3 separate regions of the Homo sapiens genome follow, and regions 1 and 2 are each linked to region 3. The links are chromatin loops, found by intact Hi-C in ENCODE. Cell type or tissue: PC-9. All regions are shown on one strand. Region 1 overlaps LOC105376360 (a long non-coding RNA gene). Region 2 holds the start of LOC105376353 (mucin-5AC-like). Region 3 overlaps LOC105376360 (a long non-coding RNA gene).

The links. Hi-C counts contacts between places; a loop is a spot of excess contacts. Peaks named below come from ENCODE experiments on the same cell type or tissue, not always from the same donor. Only the 100,000 strongest peaks of a DNase experiment are listed, where the experiment ranks them.
Region 1: it touches region 3 in a loop (7-fold over the local background); 5 of 110 quality-filtered maps call a loop at or near these places.
Region 2: a loop joins it to region 3, with 5 times the contacts of the local background. A loop is called at or near these places in 4 of 110 quality-filtered maps.

The regions. Positions count from the first base shown.
Region 1 is chr10:3,536,652-3,541,651 of GRCh38, reverse strand. All of the region lies in intron 1 of LOC105376360 (a long non-coding RNA gene), which reads right to left. Among named protein-coding and RNA genes, the nearest start is that of LINC02669, 36 kb to the right of the region's middle. In PC-9, no CTCF peak of the experiment used is centred here; no DNase peak of the experiment used is centred here; H3K27ac peaks cover 212 bases.
Region 2 is chr10:3,246,960-3,251,959 of GRCh38, reverse strand. The region is part of intron 2 of LINC02668 (long intergenic non-protein coding RNA 2668); the gene reads left to right. LOC105376353 (mucin-5AC-like) reads right to left here and starts at 2,946. Exons shown (of 3, transcript NR_164119.1): 1 at 2,819-2,946; 2 at 2,400-2,629; 3 at 1-317. RefSeq lists an enhancer at 2,021-3,220. In PC-9, no CTCF peak of the experiment used is centred here; DNase peaks (open chromatin) are centred at 2,439 and 2,869; H3K4me3 peaks cover 346 bases; H3K27ac peaks cover 2,239 bases.
Region 3 is chr10:3,621,591-3,626,590 of GRCh38, reverse strand. All of the region lies in intron 1 of LOC105376360 (a long non-coding RNA gene), which reads right to left. Among named protein-coding and RNA genes, the nearest start is that of LINC02669, 120 kb to the right of the region's middle. In PC-9, no CTCF peak of the experiment used is centred here; DNase peaks (open chromatin) are centred at 390, 2,020, 2,630 and 3,150; H3K4me3 peaks cover 3,114 bases; H3K27ac peaks cover 4,219 bases.

The DNA.
Region 1 (5,000 bases), 85 kb after region 3:
TATTGGCAAACCGCTTCCAACGGAAAGACAGCCCAGTGCTTAAACACAGAAAATGAGAAATGAATAAAAAATTCCTCAACCTCACCAGTAAGGAAAAGAAACTCAAATTCTTACAACATTGAGATATCATTTTTTTTTCTTTTTGCCTAATAAAGGGTGCAACCCTTTTTTCTTTCTTTCTGTGTGTGTGTGTGTGTGTGTGTGTGTGTGTGTGTGTGGTTTTTGTTTGTGTGTTTAATAAAACTCCCCATTGCTGCTAGAATTTTTGGTAGATGAACAATCTCATTCACTCCTGGTAAAGTCTAAGAATTTCCAAAAAGTGATGTTCTGATTTGTAACAATAGATCTGAAATTATCCATGCCCCTTCATCGGGTAACTCCATTTCTAGGAATATATCCTAATAAATAATATGACTACCTATGAAGATTTATGGGCAATAATGTTTGTTCTAGCCACACGGAACTGTTAATATCAGAAATAGTCAACACCAAGAGAATGATTAAATAGTTTTGGCATATTGTTAAGATAAAATATTATGTAGTCACTAAAAATTAAAGTTCTGAATTATTTTCAATTATGTGGAAGGCTAGGTGAAAAAAAGGCAAGCTCTAACACTGTGTGGGCAGCCTGTTCACCCCCATGTAGATATAATTGCATATTGACTTTTCAAGCACAGGGAACAGCTACTCACATTCCCACAGCAACAAGGGCTGGGGGTACTTCCCACCCCCAGATAACTGAACAGTTGTTACGGCTAAGTTTACCTAACACATGTATTTTTGTTTCCTCTATTATATTTTATCCATATTTTCCAACTTTTCTCAAAGGCCATTTATCATTTACACCAAGAAGTCAATCCATAGGGTTTTCTAAAGAGGTATCTGTGATGAAGTGACTCAGGCCTATCCACAGCCCTCCTCTTCCTCCGTCTTATTTCTGTCCTTCTCTAAAGGGTGCCAGGGGACCCTCTAGCTTGGGCATCTCATTTTGTGGATGTGGGAGGTGTCTGTGGAGAAGACCCTCAGAGACGAGGGCCCTGTGTGTGTGGGGGAGAGTGGGGGGACTGTTTAAATGACAGTACAGGACCATGTATGGCCTAGAAGCATTTTCCCAAATTCTTCAACTGCATAGTTTTTTGAAGATTTAAGAACATGCAGGCACACACACACTGTTAAGGAGTAAGTTGTGTCCTTAGTTTTCAGGTGTTGAAGTCTGAACCTCCTGGGAAGGTGAGAACTGTGGTGATGAGGTCTTTCCAGAGTTAACTGAGTTAAAACAGGGTCATTAGCATGCGGTCTCGTCCAATCTGACGGTGTCTTTGTAAGAAGAGGAGATTGGGACACAGAGGGCGATGGTGTGAGGACGCTGGGAGAAGATGGCGTCTACCAGACAAGAAGAGAGACCTCAAGAGGAACCAACACCTTGTTCAGGACATCCAGCCCCAGGGAGTGTGAGAACCTGCATTCCCACTGTTGAGGCCGCCTGATCCACAGTGCTTGGTTGCCGCAGCCTTGGGAGATGCGTGCGCCAGGCTTCAAAGGCAGCTCGTCCCTCAGCACCTCTGCAAGACAGGGTCTAATGTCAACTGCTAAGGGGGTTTCCAGTTGCATCAACTCCATCCCTTCCTCCTTGGCCGTTACTGTGAATACACAGCCCTGAGCCTCTGGTCTAACCCTTGACATGAAGCGTGTGGCCTTCCTGTGAACGCCCCTGTGGTGAAAAGTGTGTTATCTCGGCATGACCTGTATTTCCCACATCCAGAGCCGAAGGAATGGGCATTAAAGTTCCAGCTCTCATGTCCTCTCTCTCCATGGTCCATTCCAGAGTCCACACCAAGGAATGTAGGGAACAGAGGCTAGGTTAGTGTAACTCGGCCTCCAGGGGCTGACGTGCCCTGGGTCAGCAACCGACCCTCACAACGATGCTCTGGACAGTGCTGAGGTTCTGCAGGTGCTCCGGCTTGATTTTCAGAGTGCTGTGTCAGGGGGAGACAGCAGAAAACACACTGTTTTCCTTAAAATCTCAAAGGACCGGTGGCCCCAGACACTCTGAGGCCACCAGGAGGCTTCATGCACGTCTCCAGGAGTGTGACATGTTTTCACGCCACATCTCCGTGCTCCAGCGGATTCATGAAGTTGGGAGCCCACTGCCGCCGCCTCTGGGGCTGCCTGGGGAGATGGGGCTGAAGAAAGTGACCTGCGCCTGGCCTGTGCCTGCTTGGAGGTTTCTAAGTGTAGACGAAGTGTCAGAGGAGTCCATGTGGGCTGAGCTCTGGTCTCCCAGGCACCAGCATCTCATTTCACTTACAGCACAATTCCAGGAAGCGCACGGGCACCACGAGGCCCGTTCCTCCTGCTGAGATCTCCCCTTGTATCAGCAAGTGTGACTCATGGCTTCCAGCTCTGACACAAAGCCTCTAATGAATGTCAGCTAACAAGAGGCAGAGTCATGGCTTTCTTTAAGTACATTCCAGAAAGTTCTGGCAAGTTTGAGAAAATTGTGATGCCACTAAGTCATTGGCTCTGACTGAGGCAGAGAACAAGCCAGTGAAGAGAGGCAGGGGTCGCGAGGCTGCGTGGCACCCGGGCCACACACGGGTTCCCGGAGGCGGCTGTCCTGCATGGTAACAAATCATTGGCTGCTTTCCACTCGGAAGGTCCACCAGGCAAACCTGGGGCCCTGATCTGACCTCCTCACTGGCTGAGATCACAGTGCCTGAATTCCCGTTCTGCAAAACCCGCGGTCCACAGCTGACGCTGGGAGAGAGGCTCCAGGATCTTGGGAATGGGGAGACGTTTTATGTAATCGGAGAGCAGAAATCTTCCTCCTGTGTTTGCATTAACTGATAATGCCTGGAGGGTTTTGTAATTCGAGTATGATTTGGTTGTTAAAAAGAAAACATCCATTTTATTATGTGTGTCGCCCAAATTCAAATCTCTGTCTTCTTTTCTAAAGAGAAAATATGCTAAAAAATGATGCCATTTCTCTTACAATACAGTGTTGTTTAGTCAGGAGCCACTTCTGTGAAGATCCAATGATGTAATCGACAAATATTTACTTAAGGACTAAATGAACATACATGGAAAATACCATATCTTTGATGTATAATAATAAAAGTGAAAAACAATGTCTTTGCTCTGGCGTTATTGGATAATGATGACAACAACATTGTTACACTTTGCAGTTACGGGCAATGTCTGCCCACTTCACAGGGTTTGTTTTTGCCTCTGGAGTGAGATCATGGGATTGAGATGCAGACAGCTCTGAAGTCGGGTTAGAGCAGCTTAGGAACAGGATGAAACTTCGGATAGGCCTCAAAACAGGGTCCCCATGCAATGAATGATGCATCGCATGAGACACACAGACACACAGACAGCAGCAACAGACAGGCTGGACCCCTAACAAACAGCAGACACACAAAACCAACGCCACCCGTGCCCGTGCAGAGGCTGCTGCTGCTGCTGCTGCCGCTGCCGCCCTTTAGGGTTTGTGGTCCCTGGTTCTGTCATCTGCCCTGCCACACCCCAGCTGAGTGGTTGGGGAAACTGGCAGCCTCACCTGTGCCTCAGTTTCCTCATCTGTCATGGGGTGGGAACCATCCTACCTCTCAGGGGTATTTATGAGCCAACCATATACGTAAAGGGCTAAATGGTGGCTGGCGTTTAGGAAGGCCTCAATTAGCTATAGAGGGAATGTATAGAAACAGAATTTAAGGCGCCCTGAGGTCAAATGGTGAAGGATGGGAACTGTGATGGGAGGCCACCTGTCCTAGTGTGGAGCATGTGGAAATAGGTAATTCAGTCAATGGCAGGGGCAGGTGTCTGCTGTTAATGGAAACCAAATAAGCATCTGGTCCGTTTCGTGCCCAGCATGGTGCCAGGCACTGGGAGGATACCAGAGCTTTGGAACGATGCTTCCTTTACAACATTCCAAGGCTGAAGTCAGGAGGACCAGATCTCTTTTAAATGATGTCATGCAAATACAGTAGAAATGCAGGAAAGGGCTTCCTGCAGAGGTCAAATTTTAATGAGGTATTAAAATATAGATAAAATATTGTGAAGAAAAGTAATTTGAATAGGCATAAGATCAGAAATTAAAATAATGGACCTAGACAGCACAGGGAATTAAATTATGGAAATGCCTAAGAGGCGTCAATCCCAAAATTGAGGCTCAAGTTAAATAATTTGGTCTTAGAAAAACATAAAGTTCAAAATATTGTACTGAACTTACACAAAAGCAGAATTTTTCATAGTATCTTAATTTCTTTTTTCGAACTCTATTTTGTCCCTAAATAGATAACTGACACAAATGTGCTGCTTCTCTTTTTGACTAAGAGTGGACTATTTTTAAGCCAAGATAATTCAGTTTCGAACTTTCAAAGTGTAAATTTGAAATTATCTTGGTAGTAACTCCAAAAAGCACATTAAATTATACACCGGCAACTACAGGCAGATTAAGGGTAGGCATTTCAGACTCGAAATACTGCTCTTGTTTTTTGTTGTTATGGCTTCATTGTTAGGGGACTATACAGGTTTTATATTTTATTTTCTTTATGGAAAGGTTTTTGGTTCAAAGGAGTTTTGCGTTTTCAACAGAAGTCATTTCATTTATCCTTACAGCTATCTCTGGAGGGTCTTGAAGAAAGAAGAAATTCTGTATTATCCAAACAGATGGTTATGAGGATCTACTTTCAACCTTCCACGTTATGTGCTGTGAATCAAGTCTTCACCCTACCATTTATCCATTGTCTCCAAGAGCTTTTGATATATCAGGAAATAGGGAAGCCCTACATATGGAAAAGTGTAAGGATTGTAGTGGTGAGATGTGTGTTCCAGACTCTCTGGATTCAAATCCCAGCTCTGCTACTCATAAGTAAGTGACTTAATTGCATTCACTTTCTCATTGGTAACATCGGGACAATAATAGGTCCTTACTGCCAGGGCTGCTATGAGGATTATAAGCAACACGCAAAAGGCATTTGGAACTAGACCCTGCTTGT
Region 2 (5,000 bases), 370 kb after region 3:
TGTTCTGTAGATGTGGGAATCTGCGCTCTTCCTGCAGTGGGTGCTGAGCTGTAGATGTGGGAATCTGCGCTGTTCCTGCAGTGGGTGCTGCACTGTAGATGTGGGAATCTGCGCTCTTCCTGCAGTGGGTGCTGCACTGTAGATGTGGGAAACTGTGCTGTTCCTGCAGTGGGTGCTGTGCTGTAGATGTGGGAATCTGCACTGTTCCTGCAGTGGGTGGTGTGCTGTAGATGCCTTCTTCCCTGGAAAGTGTGGTGTGAACTGCAGGTGCTGATGGCCCATGGACAGAGGGACCAGACTCCATTATCTGAAAATCTCTAAAAGAAGGAAAAAAATGTTTACATTCCCAAACTTCAGAAACCATTTTGGTTGGTGGCATCATTTCTCAGTCGATTTTGTATCCGGCAGAACCAGATTGAAGTTCATCCCAGCTCTCAGCCAGATCCTCCTGCTTCAGATTAAGCGGAGCTGGGAAAGGACGATCCATGTCCAGCCCTCCCCAGGAGAGCAGTGTCACCATCATTTCGAAGAGCCTCCATGTCTCTCATGGTTTGAGGTTTGGAAACGAGAACCACAGAAGCCTGCAGTCGCTGCCTGACAGGGCGTGGGAGACCACAGCCAAATCTCAGAGGAGTTTCTGGAGGGAAGACTCATTCTGAAGAATAAGAGAGAGAAGACCCAAGAACCGTGTCTTCTGAGGAGATGAGAGAGGAGATCATGAGCACCAGGTGGTTGTCGAAGCTTTAGGAGGTTTGAAGAGAAAGGGTGCTTGGATGGGGAACTACTATGGGATATTAGGATTATTTTCCTTTCATGTTCTTCCTATTCACATTCACTCACAAAGGCCAGAACCAGAGGGCTAAGAGAGTGACAGCAAACTGGCTAACTGCTTGCCTGCCCTCCGGTTGCTCAGGTGAGCTATGGTGTCCTGCTTCCTGACTGTGAGATCATTTATACCGTTCAGAAAACCTGGGAGTCCTGTAGGGATGGGGTGGTACAAGAGCTGGGACTTATCACCAGAAACCTCCAAACAAGCCCAGCTCCATCTCTGTGTGCTCTTGGCCATGCCCCAACAGTGCTGAGCAACTGTTTCCTCATTTATTATTATTATTATTATTTGTTTTTTGAGACGGAGTTTTCGCTCTCGTCACCCAGGCTGGAGTGCAGTAGCACAATCTCGGCTCACTGCAATCTCCGCCTCCTGGGTTCAACTGATTCTCCTGCCTCAGCCTCCCAAGTAGCTGGAACTACAGGCACGTGCCACCACGTCCAGCTAACTTTTGTATTTTTAGTAGAGATAGGGTTTTGCCATGTTGGCCAGGCTGGTCTCAAACTCCTGACCTCAGGTGATCCACCTGCCTCGGCCTCCCAAAGTGCTGGGATCACAGGAGTGAGCCACTGTGTCCAGCTCATTTCCTCATTTATAAACGGGGGTGTCTGCCTGCTCTTCTCATAGGATTTTTGTGAGAATCAAATAAGGCAAAAACACTTAGTAAATTTTGCAGCTCTGCGGAAAGTATGGACTTAACACGAAGCTCTGTGATTATTATTTCTTAGACACATATGTTCACAAATGCTGGTCGATACTGTCTTCCTTGTGTCTGTTGCCTCCGTGTGTGATGTTTGAGCCTTTAGCCACGAGAGGAAAATGAGTAAGACCAGAGATTTGTGGACAAGCCCATCACCCTGGGGGGCACACCAGGCTCCAGCCAAAGGTGGGATAAAAGCCCTTTGCAAAAATGATGATGATGACAATAAGGTGTCTAAGTCACAAAGCATGACTGCACTTTCCTCTTCACTGTGAGGACCAAATATTCATTTTATACATGGCTATGTTCCATGTGTAACTATATATATAGCAAAACATGTTTGACAGTAAGGTTACTATATCCAAAAGACTCCTAGCCTCACACCTATTCAGCTATGGACTCCTGTGATCAAACGTTTGCAGCAAGAAATGTTCTTAAATCTGTAACGTTAAAATAGTTGCTTGAGTAACTTCAGAGGCTCAACTAATCATTCAATTGCTATCGATCACCCTACTAGCTCCAATACTTACACCTGGTGCAGACTGGCCCTTGGAAGAAGCTCTTAACTGAAAATAGCAATGAAGAGACACAACTCAATTGCACTTTCTAACTAGATTTCTATAAAAACCATTTAACTAGTAACTAAACATCACTGTGTAGTTTTAGAAAATTCAATCTAGCCAGCGAACGCAAGTAGTTTTACAGGCTTAGGAAACCAAGTGCTGCTTTGCCTCTCAGAACGGCTTGTTTTTGTCATTTATATTGCTGTGGTTTTAATATCAAATTACTTGATTTTTGAATGTCACAATACTCTCTGGTTTTTATATGAATAAAAGTAATGAAAGAGAAATCTATTAAATCAGATCTCACCTTACAAAATATTTGTATTTCCGAGAAGTTTCAGGTCAAACATGTTCTACTTTAAACAAACTGGGCCAGATTTACTGTTCCAGGGAATTTGCATTGAATCATTCAAATAAACAGTCATTACCCACTTCTCATTTATTCCCTATGAAACGGTGTCCTTTAACAATTTTTAAATTGCAGTCACAAGCCTTATTTTGTCCTTTTTTGGTAAAGTATTTTGCTCCAGGGTTTTTCTATACAGAGAGAGAAAACAAGTTGAATTAGAGAATTGTGTAAGAAAACATTCCTCTTGCTGAAGCTTAATTTTTAAACACTGAGTCTGTGGGAAGTGAAAACTGTTTTATCTGAGCAACTGTGAAAGCACAATAATCTTAAACTGAAATTTGGGCTGGAGCATCTCGGAGATGGAGGACCACACCTACCTCATCATTTCTTCCAGGACTCTCCTTGGTTTCTACGAAAATGACCAGACATCCATGCTGATGACAGAGCAGAAACCACAGCAAAGTGAGCTGAGTCACCGACTCCATTAACTACTCTCCAGATTGTTACTTACTCACAGGGAAAAAAAAAAAAATCAGGGAGAACAAATCTTTGCAAACTGCCCTAATCCCAGGCTTGTGTCAAGCAAATATATTGTGGAATGAGTTCTTTCTTAAAGTAAGAATAGATTTACAGCACATGATTGGGGTGAAATACTGAAAAAATACAATTTAACCTCATAAAGGGAAAGCAGTAAAAAGCTTAGAGGTCTTCATTCACCAACGCAGCAGCTCAGAGGCATGAAACCTAATAGAGGAAATTGAATCTAATATTCACTTTCTCCCGTGCCTGACTTCCTTCTAGCCTCTGTATTATTCATTCCATCTTTTTAAGAATGGAAACAGCACAGGCCTGTATGTTTCCTGCTAGGAAAATGCTTACTGGACGGATACAAATGTTGGCTCTGTTTTACTACTAAAAACACTACTTATATTAAAAATATTTTTTAAAATACAGAAAAGGAAGGAAGAAAGAATGGGAGGGAGAGAGGGAGGAATGGGAGGAAGGAAGGAATGTATTTGATGGAAAAAAATCTCATTTTCCCACTTGACATTTTAAAAGGTGATTCAAATAAATATAAATCTTAATAAATATTTTTAATTTTTTTTTTTTACAAAATCTGTGACTCAATTTCTTCTTCTTCTTCTTTTTTTTTTTTTTTTCCAGTTGGAGTCTCACTCTGTAGCCCAAGCTGCAGTGCAGTGGTGCGATCTTGGCTCACTGCAACTTTCACCTCTGGGGCTCAAGCGACTTTCCTGCCTCAGCCTCCCAAGTAGCTGAGACTACAGGTGCATGCCACCACACCCAGTTCATTGTTTTGTATTTTTAGTAGAGACGGGATTTCATCATGTTACCCTGGGTGGTCTGGAACTACTGAGCTCAGGCGATCCACCCACCTCAGCCTCCCAAAGTACTGTGATTACAGGTGTGAGCCACCACACCCGGCCTCTTCTTATTTTTACAGGAAAAAAAAATCCAGATGTGGGAGCCTCTGTCTATGTTGCTTGGAATATATTGCAGTACAGTAGTGGCTATGATAGCCTTTTAATAGATTTTTACACCATGATCGAGCCCGTACACACACACGGAAAAGTTTAGGAGACCATGCATCATTATGTGCATTGCATTGAAATATTTTTTTTTCCAGTTCCTTCCTTCTTTTCTTCTTCCTCAGTGCTTGCTTGTAGAGGCTCAGTACATTAATTTCATGAGCCAAATGGGTCCTAATCCAAAATTTGAAAAACCCTGCTAAGAGAATGACGCTGCAGCTACTGTAGCCTATTAACCAGCAAGAAGGTCCTGGGCCCCTGACATGACGGTCTGGTGTAATCTTGACTGGACCAGGAATACTTAGTTCATGTGGGGAAGGGACAGGAAATGAAAGCTTTGGTAACTTCAGAAGCTCAACCCATCATTGAATTGCTACTGACCCAGGAATGGATCTTTATTGAGGTTGTCAGTTGGTCGCTAGACTCCCTGGAAAGGCTCAAGGTAGAAATGAACTGTTTCAAACCAAGCAAGGCTGAAAAATAGGCCTTTAAAATCCAGACAACATGGGTCCTGAGACAGCTAGTGTCTGCGTGGCTTTTCCCGGCCCCCATGTCCACCCTATCTGATGTTGACAATCCCGCAGTTTCACTGCCACCGTCATCGACAAATCTTTGCCTTGTTTGCATGAAGTTTGGAAATTAGTCCTTATTTTACTTCAGAAAAACCACATCAGCGCATGGAGATGGTTCGTCTTGCACTGAGGCTCTCACGAGCCTTACTGCCTGCGAAGACTCTGACTCCAGAAGCGGTTCTCCATCCGTAATGGAAAGTCGACATAGAGGCCAGGGGAGGCGAGGCAGGGCTGGAGCCATGGACCTCACCTTTGAGGACCAAGAATGTCTTTCAGTGAGGAGAGGGGCCCACTCACACAGCCTGCCTGCCAAATCGCAGAACTCTGTAGGACACAGGTGTGAACATGAGAGTACTTTTCTAAACTCTTGACTGCTGTGCTCCCCCTTTTGATCAAGAGTCAAAAGAAAAACAATTTGCTATGTTTTGCATCTTCTATGA
Region 3 (5,000 bases):
CCCCTCAGGTTCTCCCTGCTTTGCTGTAGGCAAATGTGTGACACTAAGTTACACTGAAACGTCAGAGAGACAATTAATAACTTTTGACACGTGTCCCATGCTATATTTGGAACATACATGAACTAAAAATTACCTATTGCTTATCTGAAACTGAAATTTTAACTGGTGTTCAGTTTTCTTAATTGTGAAATCTGAGGTTTCTACTTTGGGAGCCCTATAGTTTCAAACAGATTTTAATTGTGTGTGTGTATATATTGATACATTTAACACATAGTATGTCTCATTGTTTTGAGTTGGAAGGTGAGTCAGAAGCCAGCTAGATGGACATTGCTAGAAGAGGAATTCTCCTCTGTTTTGACAAAAGTTTTTTACTGGCTAGGGATTCCTAGAGGACTGGTCATACCTCTTTGCACTCTCGCCTTATACAAAAAGCACAGAATAAACACTGGCCAGATGGAAATGAACTAAGTGATGCCCTTTATACTAACGCGCATATCCATTTCACAATGCCATGGACCAATGTTCTCATCTCAGTTGTGACTTAACTCTCTCTCCCCAACGAGCGAGGGGCTGAATGATCACCTTAGTCTTCACCGGAAGAATTCTCCTGGGATGACTTCAAGGAGTGTAAGTCTATTTTATTTTCTAAATGTCCCAAGACTTGCAATTGTTGAGTATTGAATATTTTCTTAGTAAATGATCTTGTCGTGAACGGGCTAGCCTTCTTTTTTTGTTCTATCAAGAAGCAGGTCTATGCTGTCAGGCCCCCTTGCCATGATCCAATAGAGGCAGAAGTGTGGTTGCAAGCTAATAATCTATGCATGGTTCTACCCATTGTAGGATGATGGCTTGGGCAGCCCGGGCTATTTTATTGTTCTAAAGAAATAATAGGCTGAGGACACTTTACTGCCAAGAGAACAGAATGATCATCAGTAGCTTAACTGAGCTGAACATAAACGACCTTATTTAAATCTCTTAAAATCTGGAGAGGAAACAAATCTCTCCCTTGTTGAATGTTAAATGAAAACAAATTGTTAGATAACTTCTCTATGTTCATTTACCTTCCTTCTCCCATGCTGCCAAAATCAAAGAAAGAAAAAAAAAGTCTTATAATTTAAAAAAGGTCTCGATGAGTAAAATATTTAGCGTGATGGAAAACTCAAAGTAAGTTTTCTTAAAAATAAAATAAGACATTTTTGTTCTAAGAAGATTTGGAAGGTCCTGAAATACCCAGTAATTAAAATTACTCAGAGAGAATTACATAATCTAACAGATGCAATTTTTATATCTGTGCTTCATTAATCTAGTGTTCCTTGAGCACACACTACCACATTACCGTTTGCTGAGGACACATTTCAAGCTGTCAAAGATTAATTAGGTAAATCATCACTAGTATTTTAGGATAATAATTTGTTTTCTTTACACTCTTCTTAGGTAGCTAAATGATAATCTCCATTGGTCTTTTTCACAACACTCTGGGCTAAGTTTTTTTTTTATTTTTTAATGTAAGCCTAGTGCTCTGGAATAATTACCAGGACTTCTCAAGATGCCTGCTTTTCCTACAGCTGACTTGCAACAATTTATAGAAACTTACAAATAAGCTACATACCAGGGAAAGCTCTGTGCCCAACACACCAAAGCATCAAATAAGCTTAGTACCAGTGAGACTCTGAGCCCAATATACCAAAAAGTACCGAGTCTGGCTTCAAAAAGTGTAACATCTCAAATCAGTGCCTGGAGTATTGAAAGACATTGTTTTTTAATTTTGTGATTTTAAAAAACTTTTCCCCTGAATGCTAGGGAATTGATCTGAGAATCATCATCTCAATGCATTTCCTGAGGAATTCTTTGGGAGCAGGAATTTGTCAGACTTTAATGCAAATGGGCAGTGCCTGCAAGTTCTTGCCCCTTATTTATTATTCGCTTTAGTATAATGTCGATGTTCAGAGTGTGCTTTGGTAGGAATTTGGTGGCATTTCCTCCATGCCTCAGTGTGTTAGTCAAAGCCCCACGGCTTTTCAAACCACGTCAGATCCTCCACTTGCACGTCGTCTTGTGCAAAACCTGTTTCCCTCTTACTCAGTGGTTCAGCCTGTTCCCATTCTACAGCTCTTACAGCGAGTTCCAAAAACTAGTTTCTCAACGCAGATAGAATGGAAAAGAGCAGCAACAATAAAGATTTATCATTAAGGACTGTGATGGAAGTTTACTTCATCTCCACTTAAACAAACAAAATAGTAAACCAATTGATTTGGTAAATCAAGCCATTGATTCTTATCATCAAATAAATCTTTATTGTCTTAATTACCTAATATCACTTGTATCATTGTGAATTTGCAATTTTAGCTCTGCTGTATAGAACATGATACTGCTGCCAAAACGCTTTACACAGTAATTCAGTGAAAGAGCGTTCACAAAGCATGTTTTCAAAGTATTCTTTATGGATTCTTCTAAGAGTGAAATTCATGTTTATGGAATTATATGGTCTCTCATAAACTTTTCCCTCCTTCCTCTATTTATAGTGGACAAATTTTGCCAAGCCTGGGTCAAGAACTATGTCAAATATTCGAACGATGTTGCAGTGTTGAATTCCTCAACACAGACCAGCTCCTCGGCTTTGGTTTCGTAACGGTTGTGTCCTCATGAATTGAAGGTTTATGCTTCTATTTTGAACCAATCTGTTAGACTCATTAGCATTCTCGTTCACTTGCCCTACATAGCTGGAGCTGTTTCCCTCTTTAGGTGTGAGAGCAACAGCTGTGGAAAATATTCAAATTATACTGGTGACCTTGTTAACAAGGAACTTGCGAGCACATTTGCCTCCACTGGAACTGTAATTTATAAAAATATAATTTAGCCACAGAGCTAGTAAAATGGGTTAACAATTATTTTTATTGTGTAGGCCATTTCGTTGTTTCTTTCCATATTTGTTATTGAAATTACAGTAATAAGAACAAAGCATTTTACCATTCTCATTACATGCCACACAACCCGAGCAGTGATTTAAAGAAAAAAAAAATTGAGTGCAGGATGTGATGTTAGCAGGGAGCACCTCTGCGATGCTGACATCCTCCTGGCACTCTTTCTGACTCATTATCCAGTTCCCTGATTTATCTAGAAACCTTGCACCAAGTTAAAAATATTTTGGTTTAGATATAACTGATATTGTCTCCTTCTGGCTCAGAAACTTCCCACCAGTCCTTTTTTGCCTTTTGAAAAGCAGATGAACCCTGTGTGGCTTTGGAGGTTTCCTGCAATGTAGTTCCACCAGCTGGTGCAGCCATTGCCTCTGTACAAGAGCTCCTGGGCTCTGACAAACAGAGTGACTGCTGCTCCCCCTAGCACCAGCCTTTCCGGGCCATCTGGCCTCAGATACTGGCATTGCTCATCCTTGGGGATCTCTTCTCCTTCTAATGACCATCCCACTTGAAGGATCATCTGAAGGCCAACTCCTGCATTAAGAGTTTCCCCATGCCCTCCCACATAACTCCATCTGTGCCCCACTGAAGGCACATTCATTATGCACCTCATTTCATCTGAACTCTCTGGTAGTCCCTTTTTATACTTCTCTTGTGATTCAGGTTTCATAACTCTTGAGGGCAAAGACTCTTTTACTCATCTGTCCCTTTACTCTGTAAGCTAGGTCCACAATAAATGTTCATTAACTTAAATTCTAAAACTTCATTTTGTTGGATAAAGAATAACCACAGAATGGAGACAAAAAATCTCACTTGCAGAATATGGTATTTTCTCTGTTCACCAGAAGTGTATTGCTCCAAATGCACTGAGAGTGTTGGAGGTTAGGACTGACAACATTTTTCCAAAAGCACAGCACAGATGGGCTCAAAAAGCAAAATAGGAGACCAGCAATCTATTCACAGAGCACTTTCACCTTGGACTTCTTAGAACTCTTGACTGCCACCCACTGCTTTCCGTTGTTAAATTACCCTTTTCAGCTACAGTCATTCATTGCTTAATGTTGGGGACATGTTCTGGGAAATGTGCTATTAGGTGATTTTGTCATTGTGTGAACATCATAGAGTGTCCTTACACACATGTAGATGGCATAGCCTACTATACGCCTAGGCTGTATGATGTAGCCTGTGCCCCTAGGCTGCAAACCTGGATGGCATATGACTGTGCTGAATACTGTAGGCAATTGGAACACAATGGTATTGGTGTATCTAAACATACTAAACACGTAAAAGATACAGTAAAAATATGGTATTAGAATCTTATGGGACTACCATAGAATATGCGGTCCTTCATTGATGAATGGTCATTATGCAGCATATCAATTAGTCCATACCCTCTCTGTAAGGTAGGCATTTTGTCTTGTTGCCTCTACGTATCCCCTTCCCCTAGCAGAGTGTCTTGTCTATAGCAAGCCCCAGTAAATACTGTTGTTTTGCAATCCACATTGAGGAGGCCGAGCACAGCGCTTGGGTTTGCACCTGCCTGTATTTGCTTCTGCTTTGAGATTCACGTTTGGCCCGTCCCCTCCGTTCACCAGCCTGACCCTGCACTGGCTGCTCTTCCCAACGTGATGGATGCCCTGCCCTGACCAGGGGGTCCTCTTGCTTCATCCCTTTCATGGGCTGCATGCCATGAACCCAATGAGCTTCCTCACTAAAGCCTACTCTGATGCTGCTCTTGTCAGCTCCCCAAATGTAGCCTGGTCCCTGGCAGTACCAGTTGTCCCTACTTGACTACCTGGTGCAAAAGGAGCTACAGGAACTTATTGCTAAGTGATCAGACGATGCTACTACTTGTTGCTTTGAGGACTCAGCTTGAAAAACTACTTTTGTCTGAATTTCCTTTTTTTTTCCCCTAAATCTTTCTAGTGGTCTCAAAAGGTGTGAGTGTGAGGAATATTAATATACTTTTATGTATATGTTTTAAATTGCACAGATATTCGTGGGAAATAACTTTTTTTCAATAGGTTTTTGGGAAACAGGTGGTGTTTGGTTACATGAATAAGTTCTTTAGTGGTGATTTCT